Regions from separate parts of the Homo sapiens genome. Here region 2 is linked to region 1. Evidence: chromatin loops called from intact Hi-C (ENCODE). Cell type or tissue: GM12878. All regions are shown on one strand. Links, peaks and the distances in the headings refer to the core of each region. The heading gives the core; the rest is flanking DNA. Region 1 overlaps SORCS3 (sortilin related VPS10 domain containing receptor 3). Region 2 overlaps SORCS3 (sortilin related VPS10 domain containing receptor 3).

Region 1 (15,160 bases), core at 4,410-8,409:
ATGGTCAGAGGTGAAGAAGAAGGAACAGGTAAAGATATCTTAAAGATACCAAACCTGAGTGCCTGAGAGAATTCTGTTATCACTGACAGAAACCAGCAGAGCCAGCATCTCTGTAGCACATTATAAACCAACTTTGAGAAAAAAGGAAAACATCCTAAGCTGGGTTCCCTAAAATCAGAGCCCAAGTCTGGGATTTGGAAGCTCAAGAACTATGGTGGGAGTGCTTTGAGGCAAAACCTAATGGGAGAAAGGGAAGCAAGACTGGAAAGAAGCAGAAGACAAACAAGGATGTGGTTTCCTGTGAAGCTTAATCCCCAGGGAGGCTCTGGGGCAGACACCTCACCACATACATGTCCCACTGTAAGGCAAGAGGGCTGGGCTTTTGTGCCCCATATCAGCTAGGCATTGGCCATCCTAGATGTAGGAAAATGGTAACCTCTGGAGATGGTCACAGCACTCAATGGCAGCTAATGGATGAGTAAAGAAAATGTTGACCTAATGCTTGGCACATTCAGCTCAATAAATGCCTTCTATTATTATTATCTTAGCATTAGGATGATGGCAAGATGTTCAAGATATCTGATGGATAAAAGAAAACAATTTTGAGCAAGTACAGTTATCTGCCTGGTATAACCCCTGTCTGGGAGAGTAATTCACTTCCCCTCCATTTCCTGACCTACTTTGTGGAAGCAACAGAAAGCTAAGTAGTTGTCATTTTCTGGGTTATCAACATTGGCCATGCAATTCATCCAAGGTGTGAGAGCATAACAGAAAAGTTAGGTGCAGCTTTCTACAAATGGGGAAAGTTAGGCTGTTTGCATATGAAGCACTGGATGTAGGTGGGAAAACTTGGCATGGATGCTCCATTTCTCCAAGGCTCCTGACATTGACTGCTAGCTCATACATCCCTGGCCTGAAACCCTCTCTCCTGGATGGAGCCTACCTGCGATGTTATTCTAACACATCTAGAACTCCATACAGCTGAATTTTCCTTTTATATGGCAGGAATCTCCCTGAAAGGATGTGTGTGAGTCTGTAAGTTTTAATGTGCCAGATAAGCTGAATTCTCTGTTTAAAAACTATATACTAAGTCCCATAGTAGAGAAGAACACTTAAATGAATATTTCCTCTGAAATATCAGGTCTGTCTGATGTAAAACATGCTTACATTTTATAGGAAGCTGCTGTTTCATTCTTTGGCCCAGAAATCAATCAACAGATGTTTACTGAGTCCCTATGGTATAAACAGAGCTATGCTAGATGCTAGAAAAACACAGCATATCTTGAGAATAGTAAATAGGTATCCAGGCTAGAGAATAAAGTGAGTGTAGGAATGGGAGGGCTGGACATGCATCTTGGAGACTGTATGCATTGAAGCAACTAACTGCAACAGCAAACAATACCAACATTTCAGTGACTTAACACTATGTTAGTGTATTTCTCACTCATATCATAGCCCAATATGAGCCAGCAGGGTGATGGGGGGAAAAATAGGGGCTCTGTTCTATGCAGTGCTTTCGAGATCCAGCCTCCTTCCACATTAGGGTTCTGCTCTCCTGTAGATCTTGGAAATCTCAATTGAATTGGTGAGTCCGAAAATGAATAAGCATGAAGAAAAATGTGGGAAGTGTTTTTGCCAGGTATGAAAGTGGCATCTATCACTACTAGCCTCTTTCCAGGGGCCAGATTTCAGTCAATGAATAAAGGCTGACAAATGTAGTCTAGTTTCTTGCCCAGGATGAAGAGGAAACAGGTTTAGTGAATATCTAATCAGTCCCTGCCACAGGAATATAACAGTGAGGTTCCAGGGTTTTGAAATTAGCATTTTATCTCACACATAAAAAAGCAGTTAATTACTTATGGCCCCCAAGGAAACTTTAAGCTAACTTGAGATACCCAGAAACATACCGTACCTACCAAAAGAAAAAGAAATACAATTTGCTGAGTCCCTATTCTTCATTCATTTTCCAAATATTCATGCAGTGCCTATAACTTGCCTGACACTATTCTAGATGCTCAGAATACCACAATGAAAGGAAACAAACAAACTATTGTGTTAGGCACTGTATAATAAGATAGATATTTTTACTTTTATCCCAATATTTCAAATAAAGAAGCGAGGCTTGGAGAGACCAAGAGATTTTCTAAAATTCCCTGATGTGGTAAGTGGCAAAGTGGGTGTCTGAAAACAGGTTGTCCTGACTTTAGAACTCACGTTCTTCAGATACCACACTGGCTCTCAGACAACACTCCATAAAGAAACTGGAAGCCTTACAGAGAAGCCACCACAAACCTACCCTAAGCCATTCTGTCAAGGGTGCAAAGGAACAGATGTGCAATCATGGAGATTTAACGCTCTATTTCCCACCTCCACTAGAATGAATGAGCTGGACTAAGTGAATGTGAGAAGTCAGTATGGGCGGCAGATATCTGAATGTGTGTTCTCAAAGGCTGGCTGGCAAGCATACGTGGGACTACCCCCAGGCAACCCATTCAACTCATTAGCGACCAGAACAGGACTTGCTCAAAGCATTCCATTCCCAGGACCACCCAACAACTGCTTCACTTGCAAGAAAGACTATATTCTGCACTCACAAAGGAAAAATGAAATCAAACTTTCTCTCCAGTTTCTGTCATTGATCTCTAAAATTCCTCTACCATTCCATAGTTTACCAAACTATAAATGTATGAGAAAGTCAGGGTTGGATGCAGGGGAATCGTACCAACAAAATTAAAATCTTAGATGAACATACAGCTTTTCAATGTGAAAATTATCCTGCTTTTAAAGAGAAGTACATTGATAACTTCAACTATCTATAAAATTGTCTTTTGAAGCATCTTATGCATTTTAGTGGAACTGCTCTTAGAGGCTGTATATACTGTGATGCAAGAAGCCTCCCATCTCGTAAATGTTCCGCAACAATCTGTCCAGTGCCCAAAAGTCTGTCTTTAAATATTCGTTCCTTTGGGTTTGAGATCATTGTTGGAAAAGACAAAATTCTGGGAAAGGTATTAAATAGTCAATGACTTCGTGTGAATTATATTATCAGATAATTGTTTTGTATGAGGACAGGGCCCTAGGACGGGGTGAAAACATGATAGGCCCACAGACTGTTACCTTTTGTACAGACTGAGAGAGTAAATCCCTGTCTCCCAAAGCTTAACAAAGCTGAAAGTATTATTGCTTTGACATTCTCAGGGATGAGTTTTTGCCTCAGTTTTGCACATTAAATGAACTGACCTGCCCCTAATGAGTTTCACTGTATGAGCAGCACCCAAAAGAGTGAGCCCAGCATGCTATAGTCCAGCACCTAGTTTTAAACCCATCACCTGCCCTAAGCTTGCTCTCCATAATTCCCATCATAATTCCTGGTACTCTAGACCAGGGGACAGTAAGCTTTTTCTGTACAGGGCCAGAAAGCAAATATTTTAGACTCTCTGAGGCATATGGTCTCTGTAACAGCTACTCAACTCTGCCATTATAGCACAAAAGCAGCTATAGACAATATGTAAGTAAATGAGTACAGTTGCGTGCCAGTCAAATGTTATTTCTGGACACTAAACTTTGAGTTCACCTTATTTCTAAGGTATTACAATGTAGTATCCTTTTGATTTTTTTCAACCATTTAAAAATGTGAAAACTGTTCTTAGCTCATAAGCAGTACATAAACAAGAAGTGGGCTACATTTGGCCTGTGGGCCACCACTGGCTGACCCCTGCCCACTTGCCCCATCCCTACTGTGGTCTCTCATTACTTCTTGAATCACACAACTGCTCTCACTGACCTTGCAGCACCAACACTCCGCTTTTCCCTCAGATCGAAATCTGCACTCACACTTTAAATTATGCCTTCTTTGAGTTGCCCCTGGCCTCAACCATTCCAGTCCCAGGCCCCTATCCTGGCATTTGTCCTTGGTGGCTAGCATGCCCAGCTGATTCGCTGTAGCTTTAGTGGCAGGAAATCAGGTAAAATGGCTGCCAAATATTGTGATTCTTTATTAAGGCCAAGGTCTTGTGGATCCTTCCCATTCCCTGAATTCCTTTGCCATAAGACCAGTGAGGAAGTCTGTGTCCTGCAAAGAGGGGAACTGACAACTCCAGCAGCAGAAAAGATGCACCAAACCCATCTGGTCAGTGCAATCTGGCCAGGCCCATGTGGCTATTATCACATTGCCTTAGAGCAACAATTTACCTCCAGGTTGGAAAATGGCAGTAATAAAAAACAAATGGACTCTGGCCAGAAAACTCCCAGGAAAAAGGGACTCTGCATAAAGAGAAATGGAAGAAAAATATTTATATATGTATATAAAGGGAGACATTATCTTCTCCTCCAACACATTTTTCTGAAGTTACAAATCTATGCTTTCTATTTATTCCCATTGGAGGGAAAAACAAAAATCCTGAGATTCATGAGCAGTGCTGTTTATTTATAATCCAAGAACTCTCCTCATACCATATGGTTGGGAAATTTACAGAGAAACAAAGTGAGAGGAAATTGCCTGCTTAATTCAATAGCTTTGGCAAAGCTAGCAGGCAGGGAGAGCATCCAAAACTCTTCCCCCATCATACATGTAAGCGTGTACAGGCATGGAGACAGACATTCAGGGAGCAGAGGGAGCCCTTTCCTTGCCATCAAAGCCAGAACTCAGTGTAGTGGATGAGAACAGCTGATGAGACCAGCTGAGGAAGCAGGAATCATTATATTCTTGCACATCCCTGAGACACAGATGCTGTGAAAAGGAAAGGAAAGGAGAGTGTGAGCTGAGGGATGCTGGAGCAGTCAGTTTCTGGACAAAGAAAGAAGATATACAGTACATGAGAGTTCTTAGGAAGGCAAAGTGCACGCAAGTCTCTACAACACTTTTTTTCTCCCTGTTGTTAGTGGGACATAAGAAGTTTCTGATTCAGTCTCTGCTGCCCAACATGCTTTCCAAAAAGAGGCTATCACTCACTACCTTTAAGGGATGGGGCACGAGTTTGCACCTGAGGGCATCTTTCCTCTGCTGTCTACCCTCTACTTTCAGATTAATCACAAATGGAGAGGAAGGAAAATATTTGGGGTTGAAGATTATAAGTGCAAATGAAAATCATGCCCAGATGTGGAAAGGGATTGAAATAGGTAAAAACAAAAATGGCATGCTGGGTGAAGGCAGAGGAAAGCCTCAGCTCCAGCCTCACCTCCTTGAGGAAGTCCTCCCTGACAGCTCCTGTCATGGTACTCCACCATCCCCTGAGTGTCCACAGCCCACAGGGCCTGTTCATACCACACTGGAGCCCCACACCTGCTGCCTGCAGTATTAGCTGCTTTTTAATATGCATATGGCTGCTCCTCTGGTTCACTTCCCACTTCTATTTGGATGACTCCCAAACTTTATCCAGCTCTAGCCTCTCCCATGAGTGCCTGTCCCACATTTCCAAATGCTGTGCAATGAACCGTTGCCATTTCAATTCCAGGATGCTAACTAAAACTGAGCTCGTCACTTCTCCCATCATCATTCTCCTGCACCTACCTCTCCTCCCCCACTTCCTCCCTCCTTCTCCTTTTCCATTCCCCAATTTGGTAATAGGACCAAATCCTACAACTCTTCCTGGTCCAAAACATTCGAATCATCATGACTGTTCTTCCATCCCTCACCTCTAATTGCTGCCAAGTTTTGCTAGCTCAGAAATACCTCGTGCATGGGTCCTTCTTGGTCTCTCCTTCTGTACAATCCAAATTCAACATGATCAGCTGCCTGCCAGGCTGCCTGGGATTCTCTAAGACTCCCCTAGCTTATATTCCTCCACTTCTGAACCTCCTCCTCCTCAGTCCAGGTTTCAGAGTGGTGTCAAATTTGCCTTGCTAAAGCACAGCTAAGGAGCACAAAGTCATTTTCCAGCTCAAGAGCCTTCATGATTCAATATTTGCTGTGAAATATAACTCTGGTATTCAACACCCTGTCTCCACTCACCATCACCACCACTGCTCATTCCAATCCAGGGTGTTGCACACAGTTGAATCTCAGCAATTGCTTGGTGATTAAATGTTGGTAGATGAAGAATACTGAAAAGAGCAATGCCTTTTTCCCTCCTCTAACACTATTTGAGAGAAACGCTGCAGTTGAGAGGACCTATGGGCTTATAAAACTGACATGATTTGACAGTTACATGTGTGTAAAACAATGATAAGAAAGCAAAGGGTGGAGAGAAGAAAGGAGATTACACAAGAGTTCACGACAAATAACAGAGAGGAAGCCTGGTCAGTGAGTAGCTGGAATAATTAAGAACAAGCCCCCAAAAGGTCTGTGAAAAAAATAGAAAGGCCTGGGCAAGCCAGGAAGAAGTAATTTATTGACAGGGAGTAGACATAGCTAAACAATGAAATGAATTTGCCGGTTGGGAGTGTTGCAGAAAGGGAGGATGGAACAGGTGCTGGAGAGAGCCATAAATTTGTCACAGGAGAAAACCCGAGGTCCTTATCAGAATGGGTGAAGGAGAGTCTCGGAAGAGCAGAAAGCTGACCAGACTACTAAGCATGGCAGTGCTTGCCTGAGAAGGAAATAACTGGAAAAGCAAGGAGCTGTTCACTTCGCCATTGAGATTGCTAGATTCTTTGCGACATGCAGAGCAGATACGGCAAGGCATCTTGGGCATTTGGAAGGAAACGAGCCCTAATTCATAGAAACAGACTCTACAAAGGACCAGTTAAAGGTCTCGCACCAGGGGACTGGGTGGCCAAAGTCAGTCAAGGCATAAAGGGGGACAAGTGGGACAAAAGGCTTGTCATCTGTCAGAAACATTGAAAACAGCCAGTACATGCCACTGATAGAAAATCTCTCTACAAGTGAAATCAAACTGGAGTGAACTGCACCTTACCTTGCTCTGATTACCAAAGCTGACAAGGCAGACAGTGTGGGGAGTGGACAGAAGAGGCCATTGTTCTTGGTCATTCTATACTCAGAATGAGGTTATGCTTTGCATATGGCGATGCCTGGGAGACCGACTACCCTTGGAGATTTAATTCCACAAGTCCCTGCTGAGTATCTACATCAGCCTTGCATTACGTTACTCTTTTACAAACACAAATCCCAACAAGTATAAACCAAATACCTGCCCATTTTCCTTGGGACCCAAGTCAATTATAAGTAATAAAGCAAACGAAGTCCTGGCTCTCATGAAGCTCACAATCTAGAGTGGGAGGTAGACAATGAACTAGTGTGCTAATAAGTAAGTTCAAAACCTGAAACTATGACGCACAATGGAAACAAACAGGGACCATGACAGAGACTGAGAGAGGGTAGCTCCTTCTAAAAGGAGATTCCATTTAGGCTAAACCTGAAAAATTGAGTCATGCAAAGAGTTAAATAAAGAGCTTTGCAGTGAGAATGGCATGTATGAGGATCCTAGGGAAGAAAGAGATTGACTTTTTTAAGGAATTACAGAAAGGCAGTAAGGCTGAAATACAGTGAGCAAGAGAGAGAGGCACGCAATGAGAACACACTATGTGTTACAGCCTCCTAGTTTCACACTGGGAAGACATAAAGTGGGAGGAAAGAACTCACATGTATTAAGTACCTTGTGTCTCAAGCAATAGGAGAAAAAAAAATTTTTTTTTTTTGAGGCAGAATCTCACTCTGTTGCTCAGGCTGGAGTGCAGTGGCACGATCTCGGCTACTGCAACCTCCGCCTCCCGGGTACAAGTGATTCTCATGTCTCAGCCTCCCAAGCAGCTGGGACTACAGGCACACGCCACCACGCCCTGCTAATTTTTTGTATTTTTAGTAGAGATGGGGTTTCACCATGTTGGCCAGGCTGGTTTTCAACTCCTGACCTCAGGTGATCTGCCCGCCTCAGCCTCCCAAAGTGCTGGGATTACAGGTGTGATACACTGCTCCCGGCCAGATACTATTTAACCATGGCCTTTGCCTTTACCTGTAGAAGCTTACAGACAAGTAACATATGTGAAACAGAATAGTCAGTCATGCAGCAGATGTTTTTATTGGTCTTGATGTGGTAAGAACTGTGAGTAAGGTAAAAATCTCACTTCCACCCTCGGCCAAAATAATACCTAATCCCAACTAGCTTAGTGCATCTCCCTAAACACAGCACTGAGCTAGTCCATTACTATTAAGTTATTAGTATACTTACAATCTAGGTTTCCTAACAAGAAAGATGAACAGACCCTGAATGGACATTTTAACCATCAAGCTGGAATTTTTAAGGGCCACATGTTTTTACAACTTCCAGCAGTATAAAGTTGTAAAACTTAAAATGAGAATCTTCACAAAATATTCACGCTGACAGTCTACATCTTCACTGAGGGGTCACAAACCTATTTAGAGAAAAATATGTTTAACAAATAAGGATCAAAGAAGAGCAGCAACTCCATGAAGTTCATTCTCTTTGTGATTTAAATCTTGTCTTTGAAGATCCAGGAGCCAATTCATTACCTTCGGAGGTGCCAGTCATAGTGTGTGTTATGATTGAAAAAGCACCAACCTGGAAGAAAGAAATCTGGATCCAATGCTAGCTCTGCCACTAATCTGGTTCAGCAAACCTTAGGCAACAACTCACTTTTTTGGACCTCAGTTTTATCAGATATAAAATAAAGCATAGGTACTTCTGATTCTGGACAAGAGGGAGTAACAGAGAGTGAATTTACCCGCTCACATGAAACAATTTAAGAACTAATAAAACATATAAAACAACAATTTTCATGTCACTGGACACCAAGACAATGAAGGAGAAGCATCCCTAAGAGACAGTAAACAAATTCAGTAAGCCTTGTAATTGCCCCTTAACCCTGCATGGACAGAGTTTTCAGGCTACATTAGGGAAAAGTAACTTAGGTGAAGCCCAGTGATCTCCCTGAGTTCAGCAGACAGAACAGGAAAGCCTAAGGCAAAGCAGCTAGAGTTTGCAAGAAGCAGTACTGAAAAACGGACAGCTGCACAAGTAGAGAGAACTCTGGATATACAGAGCGGACTCCCTATCCTACTAAGTCTTCAGCTGAGTATTGATCAGTGCATCTATGTGAAAAATACCCAACATCAGAAAAAGAACCGCCTGAAAGAATTAGAAGGAACAATTCCAGAAGTTCACACAAGGCCAATAACAGTTACTGTTACCATAAGCCAGAGTGGCAACCCTCATAAGTCATGGGGAATCAGGTAGAATACCTCAGAAAACTTCCCGCCTCAGTAGTGGGGCAAAACACTTGTAAACCCTAAACAAAACACGTGTAAGAATTCAACTGTTTCCAAACAACATAATCATGTCCCAGAACAAAGCTCAATAAAATTTACAGGAATTTTAAAATATCCAGCACCCAATAAGATAAAAATCACAGTATCTGGTATCAGATAAAAAATTATTTGGCATGCATAGAAGCAGATATCTACAACACACAAAAAGAAGAAAAATCAATTAATCTAAATCAGTAGTTCTCAACTGGGGGTGATTTCTCACTGTCTGCATCCTGGGAGCATTAGTCAATATCTGGAGAAATGTTTAATTGTCGTGACTGAAGATGGGACTGGCATTTAGTAGGTGGAGGACAGGAATTCTGCTAAATATCCTATGATGCACAGGAAATCCCCTACAAAAATTATTAGCCACTGAAAAATGTCAATATTACCAATGTTGACAAAACTTACTGAAAACCAGGTCAGAAATGACACAGGTGACAGAATTAGTAAATAAGGACATTAAACCAGTTATTTTAACTTTATTCCACAAGTTCAAGAAGCAAGAGAAAAAAGTGTACATGCAAGTAGAGACATGAAAGATATAAGAAGACACAAATCAAACTTTCAGATATGAAAATTATAATGAATGAGATGAAAAGTACACTAAAAGGGATTAATGACAGATTAGACATTACAAGGAAAAGGTAAATGAAATTGAAAACACAGCAATAGAAAGTGAACGAAACATAGAAAAAATAAGTTTTTTCTATTTATTTGCATACCAAAATGAAACACAAAAAAAAACTGAGGAAAAAATGAACAGAAAATCAGTGTGCTGCAGGACAACATCAGTTGTAATCAGAGTCTCTAAAAGGAGAAGGAGGTGTGGGGGTGGGGCAGAGAAAAATATTTTAAGAAATAATGGCTGAATATTTTCAAAACCTGGTGAAAACTATAAGTCGATATCCGAGAAGCACAAAAACTTCCAACCACAAGAATCATGAATAAAACAACATCAAAGCACGTCGTACTCAATTGCTTAACATCAGTGATAGAAACATAAGAATATAGAAAAAAAGATATATGGAATGGAACAAAGCTATGGATGACAGAAGATTATTTTATAGAAACAATGTAAATGATAAGAAAGTACATTTTTAAAGTTCTGAAAGGAAAAATAAGCCAATTAAATTACATTTCTTTGATAAACAAAAGCAAAATAAAGGTTTTCTAAAACAGATGAAAGAACTATCATCTGTATACTGGTACCACAAGAAAATGTAAAGGAAGTCCTTTAGGCAGAATTATTAGAATGATACCAGATGGAAATATGTATCTACGCAAAACAAAGAGCACCAGAAATGGTGACTACATGGATAAATATAACTCTTTCTTAATATTCAAATATCTTTCAAGAATAAACTATTTAAATAAAAAATAATAATGTATTGTGAGGTTTATAACATGCATAGAAATAAAATGTATGCCTCTAATTGTCCAAGGGCTGGAAGGAGAGTATACTGTTTTAGGGTTCTTGTGCCTTTTGTGAGATGGTAAAATGTCACTTGAATCTAGCCTGTGATAAATTAAAGATGTGTACTATAAACCCAAAAGCAACCCCTAACCTGACACAATAAATAGTTATACACAGCAAGTCAAAAAGAAGATAAAATGGGATAGCAAAAAAAAAAAAAAAATACCATCCAAAAGGAGGGAAAATGGAACAAATAACAATAGGACAGATCGAAAATAAAGAGTAAGGCAACAGATTTAAACCTAAAACATCAATAATTACATTAAATGTAAATGATCTAGAACTTTAATTAAAAAGCAAAGATTGTCAGATCGGATTTAAAAAAAAAAAAAAAAGCACAGGAAATCTACCACAAATATAAAATGTCTACACTCCTCACTGGAGCCTTTAGAGTCTCAACTAGATGGTGTCTAAAAGAAATGCACTTTAAATATAAAGACACAAATAAGTTAAAAGCAAAAAGATGGGGTAAAAAAATATATACCAATAAAAAAAAGAAAAGCTTAAGTAGCTATATGAATACCAAGAAAAGTAGATTTCAGAGCCAAAAAAACAACTACCACAGATAAAGAGAAATATTTTATAATGATAAAGTAATCAATCTTTCCAGAAGACATAACAATCCTAATGTTTATGCATCCACTAACAACTCCAAAATATATGACCTAAAGTAGGGAATAGGTAGGGCTAATATTCAACGGTAATAATTTTAAAACAATTGGATTTTGTAAATGGCTGTTGCCCTCGAGGCCCCCAAATGTCTTCCAGCCAACTCAGTCACTCCCCAAGGATCTTCCCACAACTCACAAACTGAAAGGCTATAACACCTGTGTAACATAGATCCTCCCAGCTAACACCTGTATAACATGGATCCTCCTGACCCTATTTGTCTTTCTCTACTCTGACTGATTTTGTTTTTCTCTATGTGATTGATTGGTGTCCTGTCATACCAATTGTTAAGTATTTAAAATGTAACCTCTGGACTTAGATGGAGGTAATCTACAAATTTCCTGCCATTTCCAAGGTTTTATTCTTGCCTTTATTTGAGTCAACATAGAAAAAAAAGGTGAGTACTGGAGAGGTAGTTAAAAGTAGTGAAATAAGAATGGACAACATCTTCACTTTGCATTGGTAGCACATGTAGATCACATGTTTTTAGAAACATGGAAAACAATGGACTCTCCTACTGGGCCACTTCACATTTTCCACTGAGTACCATAAGGTCTGATCCTTAACAGGAAAATAGAATGAAGCCCAATTTCTTGGATCGGCCAGCATTTGAGTCTCCTGGTCCAACTACTTAGCCAGTCACACTTTGCTCTGGTGGTAGCTAGGGATTTATGGATTTGATTTTAACATTTAATTTTCAGTTTTATTCTCAGAAGCAGGGGAATAAAAGAGTAAAATCGTTTAAAAGAGGTTAACTGTTACAATTGTATGAGACTCTAAAAAGTAAAGGTAAGGGGAATTATTTTTACAATGCTCACTAAAAGAAATCTATGATGTCTCAATGCTGCAAGCAAAAGGAAAAGAGGTCCAAGGGGAGAGCACAGCTTCCCAACTGCCTTCAAAAAAAACACACCATAAACCCAAACTCTTAGAAGCACTCTCATTGGTCTCATGCTGTCTTCATGGGCTTGCTCCGCCCCCGCCCCCCCGCCCCCACCATGTTGCTGGGAAGGTATGGAAGATAAGAGAGATAACTGGTCTTATACTAAATGTGCAAGCATCTGTACTTAGACACCTCATGCAGATCCAGCCACTGCCAGATCTGACAGATGCAGTAGATCATGTATGACAGATACAGAACTTAAAACATCCACAGAAGCATAAGTAGAACAACAAAGTCATAGAGGTGAGAATAAGTGAGCACAACTATCAGAAGTGGTAGTAGCTGAAAACAATCCAGTTCACATGCGATCTAAACAAAATTCTGGATGAGAACTACAACCACCAACATCACCACTTGGGGATCTTGAGGCAGACAAGATCGCAGGGTGAGCACCCAACAACCTGACCCAGAGTGACAATTCCACCCTTTCCTATAACCGGACTCTTGTCTAGAAGCTGCATTCTAAGTAACAAGCCACCAGGAGGAAGTCTAAACTCCTCACTGGAGCCTTTACAGCCTTCTAACATCCCTTCTTCTTTCCTCCATATCAGTAACTATATCTTTAGTTATTCTTATGCACTCCCACTCCATGCCAGCAATACTGAATGACTCCAGGTCTCCCCAAGATCCATATTTGTTTCCAATCCCAAGATTTTGCTCATGCCATTCCTCTTTCTAGTATGTCCTCTGTACCTCCTCTCTGCCCAGCTCTTTCTTATCCATCCTTTCAGCCTTAGCTTAAGCTACTCGCACCCAAAAAGTCTTCCCAACCACTGCAGTCCACAATTACCATTTTTTATCCTGAAGTCCTTTAGCATTTATGAACTGCAAAGTGTCTATGCCATGTGTTCACAGAAGGTTTTAAATTTTCATATAATCACTGCATGTGAATCTTTTGTCTCCCCAACTAAATCATAAATCCATGTAAAAGAGACACTCTACAATGAATTATTTTCCCTACTATACTTTAGCAAGATATTCACTAAATTACTTGCTGAATGAAAAAATTTGAATCACTAGGATTACCAAATACTCCCACATAAATATTACTTTTAGAACACTTTCCTGCAGCCAGCACTGCAATTAAGCTCACAGGCAGGAAAGTGAATAACCTGCATATGTTCTAATCAGAAAGTTGGACCAAGAAGGTAGTGGGTAAATTGTGGAAAGAAAACCTCAAGCAAACCTCAAAATTGTCCCCATCAATAAAGGAAAAAACATTTTATTTAGGAAGTCTAGGAACAAATATTTTCCCCACCTTCTTTCAAATGTTAAATTAAACATAAAAAGATGGCAAGTAGATTCTGCCTTGCAAGTCATTTCCCATCAATGGCTGCTGTTTTGGGCTCCCACCTAAAGAAATATTTTAATTCTACATCTAGGTTTAGGGGAGAATGTAGATAGATAGATAGATAGATAGATAGATAGATAGATAGATAGATAGATAGATGATAGAGTTATATATTATATACACAACTGTATATATTTTACGTAATGTATTATATATATACATATAAATAACATATGTGGTATCTGGACATATTCTGTGTATCTGCCTATTCTGAACACACATAAACATATATGAAACTAAGTTCATAAAGTAAATGGAATAATTCACCATTATCCCTGTTATAAAGATATTCAAATGCAATTTTCAGGAATACTGTAAAGAGAGAAACACCACATAAATAAGAGAATTTTAGAAAGGCTACTAAGAGTAAAGGAATGCAAATAGATTTGGCTGCTCACATACAGGGCTAACCAATCATTATGTATCATGTACCCCAAAATAAAAGCCTCCACCTCCACCTCATTGCATAAAACCACAAATCAAGTCAGTCTTACTAGAAAAAAAGTATTAAAGATGCATTTAAGGACTATGGAGCATGGAGCCAACAGAGAAATTCTAATCCTCCTGCAGCTGCTATCTATTAGCAGCAGGGTGTCTCAGACTATCACCTGATATTTATGGTTCCTCAGTTTTTTCAGCTGTTAAATGGGTTATCTTTTACCTATATAAAATGTATTTTCCATCTCTAGTGTTCCTGCTTGACTTTGAGGATTGTTAAGTCATCAGTCACAGAAAACAGATATAACTATATTCTTCTTTTCTTTCTTGCTCTCCCCTCAAAATATTCTCATATCACTGTTTCAACTATTCAGCTTCAGATTATGAAAGCTAAGAGAAATTCTCAGAACTATTAAGGAAAAATGTCAAAATCCTTCGTAGTGCTGAGGTGCACTCAGACCTTTCCAAGAATAATGGGATAGTCATCATATGTATGTTCCAGCTAGTTTGATACAGCCATCTGCTTGACATCACATATTCACATAAGTAGGATGGCATGAGAATGGGAAAGACGCAAAACGAAAAATATTGTTTCATGGTTATGCATTCTATATTTGAGGGAAAAAGTTTTTCTCCTAAGCATTAATACTCTGCAAGCATTTAAAAAGATGATGACCATTAACACTGTTCCGGTCCTAACAAAATTAAAGTACATAAAGATGTACTTTAAAAGTCCTGCTGAGTACTTAATACCGTATTGCCACAAGGGCCACCTACACAAAGGATCTCTGAGAAGGAAAGGAATATTTTGAACATTTTAAAAGTGTGTCTTGCTCACTTGAAACACAAGTGTGTATGCTCTCTTAAATCTACTAAGTCTTCCTGGCAGCACAAACTAAAATCTGCTGTCCTTGAGATCTTTGTTGTTAAGATCCTGAAAAGGGCATGGCTTATGATTCCAAAATGTCCAGTAGACAGAAACTTTTGACAGAGGCATCAGTGTTCCACCAGGCTGTGCCCATGAGAATCTACAAGAAGACCTGAGACAGTGCTCCCTGT
Region 2 (15,160 bases), core at 6,888-10,887, 58 kb after region 1:
ATAGCAAGTAAAATGAGGCTAGAGCAAAGACATGTTCTGTGCTAACCCCAATTTATATGCAGAGAAACAGACTTAGTGAAGTGGACTGAATGATAAACTCCCTTAAAAGATATGTCCCCATCCTAACTCCCAGAATCTATAATGGAACCTTATTTGATAAAAGATTCTTTGCAGATGTCATTAAGTTAAGGATCTCAAGATGAGGTCATCCTGGTTTATCCAGGAGAACCCTAGATCCTTCAGAAGGAACACAGCCCTGACGACACCTTGATTTCAGACTTCTGGGCTCCAGAACTGTGAGAGAAGACATTTCTGTTGCTTTAAGCCACTCAGTTTGTAGTAATTGTTATGGCAGCCCTGGGGAACTAATAGACAGAGATTAAGTAAAATGCCCAAAATAACACAGCTTGGTGGTGGACAAACTGGGACTTCAATCCTGGCAATTGAACACCAGGGTACCCTTACAGACACCAAACTATATAGTGTCTCTTGGTACATACTGATGAATACACTGACTCTTGAAATTGTGAGAAACACCCTTCATAACTTGAAGGCCTCTAGCATTAAGCAACTGGCCTAGGTTCCTATACTTGCCTAGCCTGCTCCTAGAAATAGCCAAACCTTTTCTGCAACATGGAGTAGCAGGAATAGCTGTTCTTCAATATAAAGATAGAATTTTCTGGCTTGTTTCATGATTTGACCAAGCAGACACCACAGGAATGAGGCTTAAAGTATCACACAGCATCATTGTGCTTGGGCTTGAAGGGAGGTTTCTGAGGTTCTAATTTCCTGGAAAGTACCGTGTGAGTGGAAATAGTCATGCTTTCATTTGTTCGAGGCATGCTAGTTACTTATACCTCTGCCAATTTTCACTGAGCAGCAAAATTAGGTTTTAGACATCCTGTGAAAATGGAGGCAGGCCTCAGTCGACATGAGCAATTAACCCCTAAATATTTAATAGATACTGCGACTGCTCCCTCTTTCCTGGAGAGAAGCTGCCTAGTTCTCTGCAAACAAACAGGTCAGATGAAGAAGCATTTCACACCCCAGTCCCCTCTGCTCCAAAACCCCAGGAAACCCTCAGGTCAGGACTTAGTAGGGATGATGATGCAGCCAGATGCATGGCTTTTTGTGACAGCTTCCTGCCCAGTATTGACACATCACAAGGTAAATGGGAGAAAACACACAACACCTCAAGTCTCATGGACCTAGCAGAGAGGGTGAAGCACCAAGTCCCAGTGACTGATAAGACCCGCTGTCGACCAGTGTGACTGCACGTCAATGTGGTCGTATGGATGTGCATATGTACGTGAGGAGGTATAGGCGTAAGTGTGTGTAACACACGGGCATTCCCTGTCCTGAGAAACTCCTGGTTTCATGGCTTTATTAAGGTTCTCTCTAACTTCACTCACCCACATCCCTCTTCTCCCTCGTCCTGTGTGCACAATCATTGTTAACAGGGCAAACTTATCCACTAGGCACAAGAGGTACAGCAGCTAGGCTCACAATAGTCTTAGAGGCCCCAAAAGTGTTTTATTTTAAAATCAAAAGAATAAACTGGGCTGAAACAAGTGTTTTAATATATGATATTAATGTAGTTGTCTTTATACCAACGCAGTGGTAAAACAGACCTTTTAATATTATTTTATGGGGCAAGGGGCCCCTGAAGGCAAAATTGCCTGGGGATCAGAACATCATCATGCAGACTTGTATCTGTATCTCTTCCCATGTGTATCTGTCCCCATGATACTGCCTTCTCAAGAACCACAGCATCTAGCAGATGCAAAGGGCTGGAGGCAGTCCTTTGGCCAAGACACACATCCAGGACAAGAATCTCTCCTACAGCAGGCTTCCTAATCAAGAACCTCTACTCGTGCATGTTTATCTGATCTCTCTAGCCAGGCCCCACCTTCTTCAAGTAGAATGAGACACTCCAAAAGCACAGAAGCAATGAGAGGGCCAAGGTGTATTTGCAACAGGTCCCAAAAGAGATAAGCAGAGCAGGAAAGGAATTCACAGGTGGGGGCCATCAGTTCCACCCAGAGCATTAACATGAGCTTCCAGGAAGAGGACTATCTTCTGCTCCTTCCAGTCCACACTTCCCAACTGCTTAGCTTGCGTTTCTCATGTGAGCCAAGCCAGGGTGGCTCCTTAAGAATCTCTAATCTGCTTACCTCCATAGTGAACTCTCAGTCACGCTGCCCAGGTTGAAGTCATACAGCTTCGTCAGGATAAGTATGACCTGCAAGGGGTTGGGGATAAGGGCAAAGGAGAGGAACAAAGGGAGGGAAAAAAGGAAGCTTACTTTAGTTTGTGTAACAATATATAATGCATCTCCTATCACCCAGAGGAGGGCTTAGTATTTATCCATTGAGTTGCGGGGTATTATAGGATTAAGCAAGGGGGAAAAAGTTATTAATTTAATGCATCCCTGTAACTGGTAGCATTTATTTTAATCCTGACAGTGCTTGCATTTGAAATAAAACATGCCAACAGGAATTAATTGGCTATTGACAGCTGTTTCTCCACATCTGTCCTCCTTCGAGGTCAGATGCAGGCCAGCTGGCTTTGTTCACCACCAAGGCCACCCAGAGATCAGATGATAGGCTTGCTTTTGATCCAGAGATGACTCTGATTTACAGAATTGGAACTAAAAGGGTAAAAGGGAAGTGGTCCTGATTCTGTCTGTAAAAGGGGTTCAAAGAGATTTTGTGTTTCCATCAACAGGGCCTTGGCAGGCATAAATACCTGAATGCAGACAGGCCTACTTCCCCAACATCCCCTGATACCATCTGCCTTCGACCATGTATCACCTGCCCCCACTACTATGGAGTAAGCAGATCATTGAACCCCACTGGACTCCATGACCACTTTCTTGACATCAGTTGATGTTAAGTAACCCAAAAGGAAGCTGGACGTATCAGAGAGCTGAGGCTACCAGTAATCCAGTTGGTGGTTTTCTTAACCAATCTTGGGCTGACCAGTCTGTTCCCATGCGCTTTCTCTAGCTGGGGACTTGGCTGTCAGATGTTGCCCTACCTGCCTCTCATGCATCCGGGCAGTGGCTTAGGCACAGCTCCACATTTAAAAGGATGCTAAGTGCGTGCACCTGAATCGATTTTAATCAAAACGCAGGTGCATAATACACATTGCCTGCCTGCACGCGTGATAATCCAGTTACACATAATTGTGTTTATCTAAATTTAATGCACAACTCATTTCACTTTTTTCAGCTCCTTCCCATTCCACAATTTAACTTCCTCCAGTTCATTTTCACAGCAACCATTAAATTCTTTCCGAGATAATGAATTTCTGCTACCGAGATGGGACTTTCCCATTCTAGGTATCCATTTAAGATTAAAGAAAAATAATCAGCCATTATATTGCACATTTTTATGGCACTTAACTAACAACAAAATGCTCACTTTGAGATTTATTCTCATCCAGCACTCTATGGGGTCAATCAGCCCCATTTCCATTTCTTCTATATAAACCAAGAAAAAAATTAAAGGCAAGGGATATGATCCATTATGTGCCAAAGGTGACGGGAATATTCAATTTCTCTGCGATGAGGAATGGCAGGTTGGCAAGAAACATCATCAATGGCATGGCCATTTGTAGAATAGTAGAATTTACCAAGCTACCTGTCCTACTACCTACCACAGCACAAATCAAAGAGTATGTATTAATAGCACACACCAGTGGCATGGCTATTTGTAGAACAGTAGACTCTACCAAGCTACCTGTCTTATTACCACAGCACAACAGCAAGGAGTGAGGAACCCATGCAAAGAATTGTTCTCTACAGTCACTTAGAGGTCTTTGCCCCTCCCATTCATAACTAGTTTCCTCATTTATTAAAGCCAGAGACTAACAGAGAAATAAACTTATCCATAGCCTCACCAAGTGTCTAGCAAGTTGCCAGATAATTTCTGTTTGTTGAATCAGTATATATGGTATACACACACACATACACACACACACACCTCAAAGTTCTTCTGTTCTTCATTTGACCTTATTTCATGTACCAAGTCCTTCTTAAAGTCACCGTGTAAAAGCATGGGAGGCTATGTGCAGGCCATGCCAAATTCTGGAAAAAGTAAAAAAGCTCAAAACTGATCTACTAGGAATGAGTCAGAATGACCACCTCAGGCTCTGCAGGAGCAAGTCAGACCATTTCATTTTTTCCCCAACATCAAGCCTTCAGAGGACATGCCTCCAAAATCATTTTTCCCCAACATCAAGCCTTCAGGGCACATGCCTCTAAAAAGTGCAAAATCTACATAGAATGAAGAAAGAGATGCTGAGGGTAAGAGTTTCACTTAATTAGCAGAGCTTCTAACCACTAGATCTGGAAAACCCTTCTCCTTACTCAAAGCTTGGACCACTCCGCTTTTTCCCTCCCTCCTTCCATCATTTCCTTTCTTCCTCTATTAAATGACTATGATATTCTGGCCACTGGGCTATACATGGGGGATACAGAAATAAAAGATCCAGATTCTTCCTTCTAGTAGCTCACAGTCTAGTCTAGTAGGGGAGAAACCTAAGAAATGAGCAGGCAATTCCTATATAGACTGATAGGTGCTGTGGTGGGGAATGCAGGGAAAACCGGGGAATGTTGAAGCACCAAAAACAGAAACTAGATAGAGGTCAGGGAAGGATTCCTAAGGGTGAAACCCAAACTAATACCTAGAAAGAGTAGAAACTAACTAGCTAAAGGGAATGCTGAAGTGTTTCTACATGGAGGAAGCATCATGAGCAAAGACGCAGGCGTTCTGCAGATAAACCACTCAAGAGAATATTATTAGACTCTCCTTAGTTTCTCCTTCCTCTCAGTAGCTGCCATGAGAACATGCCTCTCAGATCTCCACCTGCAGGAAGCATAATTGACTAAGCACTCCAGCTGTTGTGCTCTGAAATCCATTGCTACCTCTTGCCAAGCCCACACCCCACAAAAGCTGCTCCTGGCCAATGGTTACAAGCAACAGGAATACTAGGCAGACACATTCCTGGGTGACAGGACTCCTTGATGGGTGACATTGATGCTAAGATCTCCTAACAGCCTTGCTGAACTTTCCACAGAACCTCACTACAGTCTGAGATGCTCCCAGCCAGCCTACCTGCCTGTCTTCCTTCCTTACCCATCTCCTTCACCGGGGGGTCAGATGTCCATCTTAGCCCAGCAGTTGTCCCAATCTGCTCTGGCTCCTTTCCCACTTTCTCTCACGGGCATTTTTCCTGATAAGTTTCTCAGAGATCTCATTTCATCTTTACGTCTGCTTCTTGGAGAATCCAGACTCACATATCCTTCCACACTTCTGTGAATATTACTTCTGCCTTCATGGTAGATGGTTTCAATTTTACCTCTTAATTCATGCACTTCCTTGATCAGAAACCTTTACTGGCTTCCTCCGCCAATGGATGAAATTCATACTCCTTAGACTGGCACACTTAGACTCCACAATCTGGCCCATGCATACTCTTCCAACCATTTTTTCTAGCTTGCAAAAACCTGTCCTCTGTTTTAAACAATCTAAGTTTTTCAAGGTACCTCAGGTAAGACAAACACATCCTCACATCTCTGCTTTCTTTCATGCTCTATCATTGTATCACTGCCTGTGCCCCATCCTTTCATTATCCCCTGTACTTGCCTGCCTGATGTTGGAGCAACAGTCAAAAGCCCACCCCTTTCAGGTGGCCTCCCAGGATTATCCCAGACATCAAAAATGTTCTCTCCTGTGAAGTCCTATTTTGCTTAAAATTGAGTCATGCAATTTATCACAAACACTATATTGATAGTTTCTGAACGTTACATGAGTGGCCTTCTCAACTAAAGTCTAAACAACTTAAGGTAGGGATTGTGTTTAGTACTTCTGTCTCCTTCACAGGCTCAGCATATTGAAGGTTCTTATACAATAATCGCTTTTGAGTAAATGAAAGATATTGATATTGTGTTGGTAAATCACAGACTTCAGCAGGAGATGCTATTAAGCCAGTCTATTGCTCTCATTTTATAGATGAAAAAATGGAGCCCCAGAAAGGGGAACATGACTCAAGGTTAAGCCTTGGCAATGTCTGACCTTGACCAAGTACCCCCAAGGTAGTGCTCCTCCCATTCCATGAATAAAGCCGGAGCCTAAGAGCCACTGGGGAGCCTGTTAAATGCTGATTCCATGGCCCACCCCCAGTAAGTCTGACTCGATGGACCCTGAGTAGGATTCGAAAATCTTCTGTGGCAACCAGAGGACCACATTTCCAGAAAGGCTCCATCACATCATGGTTCCTTTCCCACCTCTATGCTACAGTGACACTACCCACCCCACCACGGTGAGATTCTAATCTAGCAAAACACTGCTTCCTTTACATTGAATTTAACCTTACAAATAAAGCAGGGAGTGGGACACGTATGAGGAGGATACCTCAGCGTGGTCACACCAGCATTCCCCAGAGGAAAAGTCAAAACACTGAGAATTATAGGATGGAAACTCCTTTTCCCCTGGAGCCCAGCCCAGAAGGATATTAATAGAGCCATGAAGAGATGATAATGTAACCTTCAGGCTTAAGACATTCTATGCCAAGCAAACAAAACCAAGAGCAAGAGAAAGCCTGCCCACCCCGACCTCTCCCACCACTCACAGCCTTCCAAACGCCACTGGGGAGGAGTGAATTTCCAGGGAAGAACATTGAAAGTAGATGCAATAAACCCACCTAACAAGCTCGGGGCTGTTAGGCAAGTACTCGGACCAGAAAGAGATGAGAGTGTGGCTCCGGAAACCCAGTCGGTGGATATGGCAGGCAGGATGGTGGAGGGGGTAGTTCCGGATCTACAGCAAAACCTGACTTGAATCCCCTCCAGCTGATGGCCCCAGAATGAGAATGGGACTCAAACTCAAGGAAGCATAAGCAGGAGCTAACATTAATTGCACTCCTACTATGTGCTAAGTACTACACTGGGCAATTCTCAATCTTCACAAAAAACCTTTGAAACAGAGCAGGTATTATATAATATCGCCCATTTTACAGATAAAGAAACAGAGTCCCAAGGGTTAAGCAAATTGCCCCCACAGCACACAACCAGCAAGAGACAGAACCAGCATTTCTGCTCATGCCTGTCTGACTCAACCATGCTTGTTCTGCTCTAACGTGATGCTCCTCTACTCAGTAAGTGTTTATGTGGGCTTCCGTGCAAGGCAATGAATAGGAATGCAGAGAAGAGAAAAACGTACCCTTGCCCTCAAGGAGTTTATCATTCATTCATGAATTCCACAAATATTTACCGAGTACCTCTTATGTGAACTAGAAATACACCTGCTAAACTCTGCAAATCAGGGAGAGAGATCTAGAGCTCAAGGCCCAGGGGTAAAGATAACTTTTGTTTTCTTTGTTCTTGGAGAGAAAAATAGGAAACAGAGATGTGTAATGAGAAAAGAACTAGGCAAATTGTTGGGAGAGCCAGGTTTACCAAATAAGCTTTGTCAAATAAGTACCTTTTTGACCTAACTGGCTATAATCCTGGGGGGATTTTAGACAGCAGGAGAAATGAAAATAAATTGGAATAATTCATGAGTAATAGCACTTCTCTCTTCTTACAAGCTATATACAGACATACACACAGAGAGAATAGCAGAGAAGTCTGTCTCTATATGTGTGTGTGTATAGCTGGAAAATTACATTTATGGAAGTACATATAGGTACATATAACTATTTTAAATTGGCATCTGACATCTTATTTGAAATAACACTGTTCATACATCTCTTATAGCTTCTGTCATACTGGGATAATATGATTTCTCTGTATGTCTGTCTTCCCTGTTAGACTGTGACCTCCTTGAGGTCAGAAATCAGGTCTCATTTAGCTCTGTATTCCCACCACCAAGCACAACGGCTGACACATGGCAGGTACTATACAAGGTCCTTTGGATGAATTATAAATATATGGCAGTAAAAGAAGGGATGAGATGATAAATGTAGGAGAGAGGTATGGAAAATGTGCTATAAGATTTGAGAAGAGGAAGCAATTAAGTCCAGAAAATGTGATTAACAAAGTCTTCATGAAGGAGGGGTTATATGAGCTGGGTCTTAGAGCATGGTAGGAATTTCTATACACTGAAATGGAGCTTGTCTGCTTTATTTCTTTTTTTTCTTTTTAAATTGGACAGGGGTAGATAGAAAAGAGCAGGAGGTAGGGGCAGCATTCTAGTTATGAGAAAAGCAGCATGGAGATGGAGCAGTATGGGCTGTGTTGAGTGCACCATGATATACGCAGGATCCACTCAGAGACACGGCAAGGCTGTGCCAAGGTGGGAAACAAGGCACAAAGGACAAGGGAAGGGTGCAAGAAGGAGAGTGGGATTGCACTTGGTGTAGTCAGTAATGATTTGATTAAAAGCTCTACAAGAGTGAAGAGGGCGGTGACAATAGAAGATTATAATAATTTATGTCACCATAAATAAGGTGACAATAAGGGACATAGCTGACTTCTTATAAAATCAGTTGGAGCTGTCTTTGTAGAGTATCCACCTCCAATTTTCTTGTCCCCAAGCAGCTAGTATCTTCTGCTGTCCCCAAATGCTCAAGCCAGCTTCAGACACACGCAACACCAGCAACTAATGCCTTTATTCCTCACTTCTTTCATTCATCTATTCCTGCCCAATGCCAAGCACAGTATAAGAATTTTGATAGTAAAGTGATTTTTTTAATGGTTGCTGTGGTCTTTAAATGTGTAGCCCTCCTTAACCTGCTGCCTTCCAAGATTATCCGTATTGGAACTAACAAGTCCAAGTCCCTGACAGGGTTGGGGAGAGTGATATTTGGTGTGACTCTACACATCCCATTTTCTATGTGAGAGGAAGTGCCCACACTCTAAAGTTTCAGTCCCTATTCCACCCAAAAATCCTAAATATCTCCTGGTCTAAATTCACTTGCCCAATTGGATCCAGCCCTCTGCCTCCTGGATGGAGCTTGCAAGGCCACATGGAAAGAATGCAGCACCTGAAACCAGAGGGCTGAACTCAAGACCCAGCCTTGACGCACACTCCTGCATGTGCCCGAACAACTCAGGTATGTTTGCGGAGTTGGCTGTGTTTTACTAAAATGGGGTAATGGTACACTTTCCCTGCCACGCTCACAGGGTTGCTGATTCAAATCAAATAAGGGATGCCAGCTTGCTTTATAAGCTGTACTGTGCAAACATGAGTTATAAGTGTGACAATTATTCTTCAGAAGACAAGAGCTTCTAGTTACTCATATTTGGTGGAAAGGTTTCAGATTCTAGAGTTGCTGAGCTCCTTCTAAAAAAATGCTCATCCATTCTAGACCCTAACTGCAATGCAGGAGGCCGCAAATCAGAGCCAGTGTTCTCTCACCTGGCACCTCCACTCAGCTTTGGAAGCCAGGCAGAAAGCCCCAGGGGATTCCTGTTCTCAGAAAGGAAATGTGTAATCTGCAAATTCATAAATCACTAGGACGCTCTGGCCTGTGAGCACATTCAGTGAAGTGAGGACCTTTAATGCCTGTAAAATTTTACTCTGAAGGAAAATTACTTTAGTTCATTAAACCTTCCTAAAATCTTGGTGCCTTTAAATCCATGGGGCTCTCTGCACATCCACCTCTAGGTCCCCTCACTCTTATGACCTCACTCCTGCCTAGACCTGATAATTCTTTGCTTTCAGCCAAGTGGAATAGGACTCACTGACTTTCTTTACCAGGAGTGGTAGACAATGGTAACATAAGAAAGTTGCTAAAACATACACTTCGGGGACTGCCTGCAGGAGTGTATTTTAAGTCTCAGCATAGTCTTGTGAGTCTTGGCATCTTCCTCCCACCTAGAGGAGCCTCCCCTGCAGGGAGTAGAAATTAAACATCTAGAGTCCAGAACCCAACTGACCCACAGTACGAGAATGTCTGGACACCAACTGGGTGTCCAGAATAAGACAAACAGTGCCCATTGCACAGCATGAGTTTACAATCTAGTTGGGAAGACAAGGAATTATTAATAGTACAAGAGACACCAACTTGTCAGTGACTGATGCAAGAAATTTTACAAAACTGTTAACCCCTTTCTCTGTTTTTTTTTTAAGGGAGCATTACCAACTCTGTGGCTCAGCATGATTCCTTTCTCATCTTGCCCATAGCAAGCAAACACCGAGTCTCCTGAAATGTGTTGGGGTGTACTACATTGACCAATTTCAGGTCCTTATAATTTTTCCATTCATTCACCAAACTAATATGTATAGCATGCTTCCTTTTTGCCAAGTGCTGAATCAGCAGTAAAGAAAACAAACCAGCCTCTTTGCCCCCTCTAAGATAATATCCTAGCAGAGGAAAAAAAAAAAATAGGTAACAAATGCAGTAGTCAAATGGCAGTGAGTACTGTGGGGAAAAAATAAGCAGGAAATAAGAAATAAGAGAAATACATTAAAAAGTGCAAACACACAGGGGTGGTTCCAGGGTGGGCTGGGGGGGTGGCAGGTGGGGAATGAAGGTTGCAAAAGTAAATAAGGAGTTCAGAAGAGGCCTCTATGAGAAACTGACACTTAAAATCCTGAATGAGGTGAAGGAAGAAGTCACATGGTGCTCTTGGTAATAAACATGTCAGGCAGAAGCAGCAGCAGATGCAAAGATCCAAAGGCAGGAATGTGCCCAGCGTAACCAAGGAACAACAAGTTAATGAAGCTGGAGGGGAGGTGAGGGAGATATTGGGAGGCTGAGATCTCACTGGGCCTTGAGAAGCACTGTAAGAATCTTGGTACTTACTCCGAGTGAGATGGGAAACCACCAGAGGATTTACATGGAGGACTTAGGTTTTAACAAGATCACTCTGGTTGCTGTGTTTAGAAAGGCAGTGAGGGGACGAGAGTGGATGAGGAGCCTACTGTAATCATCCAGGGGAAATGCAGTGTAGACTGGACCAGAGTAACAGCAGTGGACTGGGGAGACAGGTGAAGAGGGGCAGGATCTAAATATATTTTAAAGATAGAGCCAAGGAGATTTGCTGACAAATTAGATACGAGGTGTGAACAAAAGAGAATAGTCAAGGACAACCCTCAGCATTTGAGCCTAAGTGACTGGAAGCATGAAATTGCTGTCTTATGAGACGAGGACTGTGAGAGAAGAAGGTTTGGAGGAAAGATTAAAAGTTGAGCTTTAGACATTAATTTCGAAATGCCTAAGAGACATTCAAATGGAGAAGTCAAACACTGAGCTGGATAAATGAGTCTGGGGTTCAGAGAAGAGAGTTTAGGCTACAAATATCAATTTGGGAGCTGTCAGTGATTGGATGGACTTGTAAGACATGAGTCTAGGTCTAGTCACTAAGAGACCAAGTGTGGATTGACTAAAGCTATAAGGATTGACAGCTGGGGCATGTCAGCATTTAGAGATCAGTGAAACGAGGCAGAAAAACCAGTTTGTTTGGACCTCTCGAAATTGGCACAGGGGATATTTGTGTCCTGTATGAATGCTCACCACGTGGTGTTTACTATAGAGACTTTCAAGCATCAGATGGACAGGATGGTGTCTTCTGTTGAGATCAATGAGCCTCTTCCCCAGTTACCCCTGTGTCTGCTCTGTGGGCTCCTGTATAGAATGGCCATTGTGGCAGAGATTGAGGCTTCCCCTAGGCTCACCATGGAATCTCCCCCACCAAGGCTGATGTGGAAATAATCACTGCTGAGTTCCCAATCTACCAACATAAGAAACCAATGCTGAGTCTCAACATCGTGCATGGTGGCAGGTTGATTGCACAGCACCCCTCTCATCTCAGAGAAGGCAATTTCTTCTCACTGGAATTGCTTTCCTTTCCTGTAGTGATCATGCTAGAATCAAACATTTCAATTTCAGATTGCGCTAGTCACCGTCATGGTGTCCCATACAACATGACTTCTAACAAAGGAACTCATTTCACAGCAAATGAAATACAGTCATGGGCATGTCTGTGGAATTCACTGGTCTTATCATAAACATGATCACCCAGAGCACCTGGACTGATACAATGCTTGAGTGGACTTGTGAAAACTCAATGACCACCATCTGGGAGCTGACACCCATGTGAGGCTGTGGTGCTTATCCTCTAGGATGTGGGTCCCACCAAAATATGGTCCAAATACCAAGGTCTGAACATCAACAATGAAAAGTGTGAGTGATGTCTCTCCTTATCATATCCAGGAGGACACCACAGAATATTTAAATCATGTCCCCACAACTTGGGGCTCTGTTAGCAGAGAAGTATTGCTTCCCAAGGAGGGAACTGTCACCAAGAGGCAAAACACCTGTTCGTTCGTTCATTTATTTATTTATTTATTTATTTATTTATTTGAGATGGAGTTTCACTCTCGTTGCCGAGGCTGGAGGGCAATGGCCCTGTCTTGGCTCACTGCAACCTCTGCCTCCTGGGTTCAAACGATTCTCCTGCCTCAGCCTCCTGAGTAGCTGGAATTACGAGCACGTGTCACCATGCCTGGGTAATTTTTGTATTTTTAGTAGAGACAGGGTATCACCATGTTGGCAAGGCTGGTCTCAAACTCTTAACCACAGGCAGTCCGCCCACCTTGGCCTCCCAAAGTGCTGGGATTACAGGTGTGTGCCACTGTGCCCGGTCACACCTGTTCTATTGAACTGGAAGCTGAAAGGAATATCCATCTGTGTTGAGCTTCTCATGCTACCACTGAACAAACAGGTAATGAAGGGGTTACTTACCAGCTGGGATGATTTGTTCCTATTGTCAAGGAGAAACAGAGATGATGTTTTATAATGAGGACAAAGAGAATGATGTCTGAAACCTATTATTATTATTATGCCTCTTATTAATTTCAAGTGCCCCTATTGTCTTCAAGTCCTGAAGTACAAGTTAACGGAAGACTACAGTGGTAAAGGCAGAACTATTAAGGACTAAGATTCTTCAGAAATGACGGTTTGAATTATTCTATCACACTATGAGGTAGAAATCCTTAACCCTCTGAGGTATTTGCTAAGGGCAAAAGAAATACAAAATGGGTAGCTGAAAAAGACATGGCCTATCAACTATGCCTCAGGACTAGTAACAGAAATGAATATAATAGCAATTACGCATATTTCTCCTTGCCTGCTTTATGTGCACATACACAGAGATGAGAGAAGGCTCAGAATGTGTGTGCACAGAGATGAGTGAGAATGCAGGATTCCCTATTCCACACCCCCCTCCCCCATCACCTACTTGCTTTCTGTGTTCTGAGTGAAAAATCAGAGTGCTTGACTGTTCTGTGACCCAGCAAGGTGCAGGTTTTCCCCAGCAGGCTTGAACCTACACTGGTCTTTTGAACATTCCCAGGAACTGTTAAAGGTATCTAGGTTGTTGCCCAAAACACTGAAAGAAAGAGGTCCTGGCCCTGAGCTAAATGCCTTAAACCGTCTCATAAACTCCTTTCCCTGACCACGTTGCTTGGACAGATCTAGGTAGATCACCCCTTTTCTCTTGCTGTCTGTCATGAGGATTGCTGCAGCACTATACTAAGTTCCCCTAATAAATGCTTTGCACTGATCACCCTGGCATTTAGTGCTTCTTTCTTTGGAATCGCAACTGGCCCTATCTTGGTACCGTTTGGGGCACTCCCTTGTGGGAACTTCCCTTCCATCACTTTTGGGGTAATTCCAGCCACAGGTTCAGCAGGGCAAAACAGATAAATAGATGGTGCCCATAAGTTACTCTCTTTTCTCCTACTCTCTCTCTGTTTCTTTTCTTTTATACAAAGAACGTTAGTGTTGGTTAGCTTCACAACTACTTTGGGTTATAAGATATCCACACAGGATTGTAATAGGTCTACAAAGCAATTAACATTACCCAGAGAAGGTTTAGCAACTAATGGAACTTCATGAATCTCTTTCTTGATAGAGAGTGACAGTATCCTCATGGTATAATTTGTCGTGGCTTGGTGCAGTGGCTCATGCCTATAATCTATAATCCCAACACTTTAGGAGGCCGAGGTGAGAGTGTCATTTGAGCCTAGGAGTTCACGACCAGCCTGGGCAACATGGCAAGACCTTGCCTCTACCAAAAAAAATAATAATAATTAAAAAAAATTAGCTGGGCATGGTGGCACACATCTGTGGTCCCAACTACTCGGGAGGCTGAGGCAGGAGGAACACTTGAGCCCAGGAGGTCAAGGCTGTAGTGAGCTGCATTCGCACCACTGCACTCCAGCCTGGGTGACAGAGAAAGACCTTGCCTCAAAAGAAAAAAAAGAAGTTATTGCATTATATTAGGCAGAATCACAAGGTTAAATACAAACAGGAGGGTGGAAAAGAACACTCACAATAGCCAAAGAAGTAGGCTGTGCTGTTTACTCTCACCCCACAATCCTGCCTATGTATGGCAGGTAACCAGGGCTCTGCAAATTACATTTCTAAAACTCTCCTGTGAGCTCTCTTCAAGATTAGTTCAGCCAATGGAAAGCATGAGTGGGGACTGGCGGAGGAGGGAGAAGCAGCCCTCTCCACATATCTGGCTTCTGATGTGACAACACATCAGCAGCAACAGAGGTGGTGGAAGCAATGGGGATGGGTCTCAGTAACCAGCAGCACAGGCTCCTGGGTTCTTCTGATGCACCTCAGCACACACAGCAGGAACCTAGGTGGGAGAGACCCTTGACCTCTAGTACTGCTTCCTCTCCTCCTAGGCAGTCACGTGATGGTTCCTGCAGTGACCGATCTTTGAGCAGCCTTGCCTTTCCTCTTTCTTGCTCTTCCAGCCTTTCCAGCACTCTTGTATTCAATTCCTGTATTCAATCTCTTCTTTTAGAAATACTATGCAGCCGTAAAAAAGAATGAGATCATGTCCTTTGCAGGGACATGGATGAAGCTGGAAGCCATCATCCTCAGCAAAATAACACAGGAAGAGAAAACCAAACACTGCATGTTCTCACTCATAAGTGGGAGATGAACAATGAGAACACATGGACACAAGTAGAGGAACAACACACACCAGGGCCTGTCGGGGGTTGGGGGGCTAGGCAAAGGAGAACATTAGGACGAATACCTAATACATGTGGGGCTTAAAACCTAGATGATGGGTTGACAGGTGCAGCAAACCACCATGGCACATGTATACCTATGTAACAAGTCTTCATGTTCTGCACATGTAACCCAGAACTTAAAATAAAATTAAAATCAAAAAATATCTCGAGTT

Evidence for each region. Hi-C counts contacts between places; a loop is a spot of excess contacts. Peaks named below come from ENCODE experiments on the same cell type or tissue, not always from the same donor. Only the 100,000 strongest peaks of a DNase experiment are listed, where the experiment ranks them.
Region 2: a loop joins it to region 1, with 7 times the contacts of the local background. A loop is called at or near these places in 1 of 110 quality-filtered maps.

What each region holds. Positions count from the first base shown.
Region 1 is chr10:104,885,158-104,900,317 of GRCh38, reverse strand. All of the region lies in intron 2 of SORCS3 (sortilin related VPS10 domain containing receptor 3), which reads right to left. Among named protein-coding and RNA genes, the nearest start is that of SORCS3-AS1, 230 kb to the right of the region's middle. In GM12878, for the core only: no CTCF peak of the experiment used is centred there; no DNase peak of the experiment used is centred there.
Region 2 is chr10:104,829,874-104,845,033 of GRCh38, reverse strand. It overlaps SORCS3 (sortilin related VPS10 domain containing receptor 3), which reads right to left. Exons shown (of 27, transcript NM_014978.3): 2 at 2,175-2,242. Among named protein-coding and RNA genes, the nearest start is that of SORCS3-AS1, 170 kb to the right of the region's middle. In GM12878, for the core only: no CTCF peak of the experiment used is centred there; a DNase peak (open chromatin) is centred at 9,383.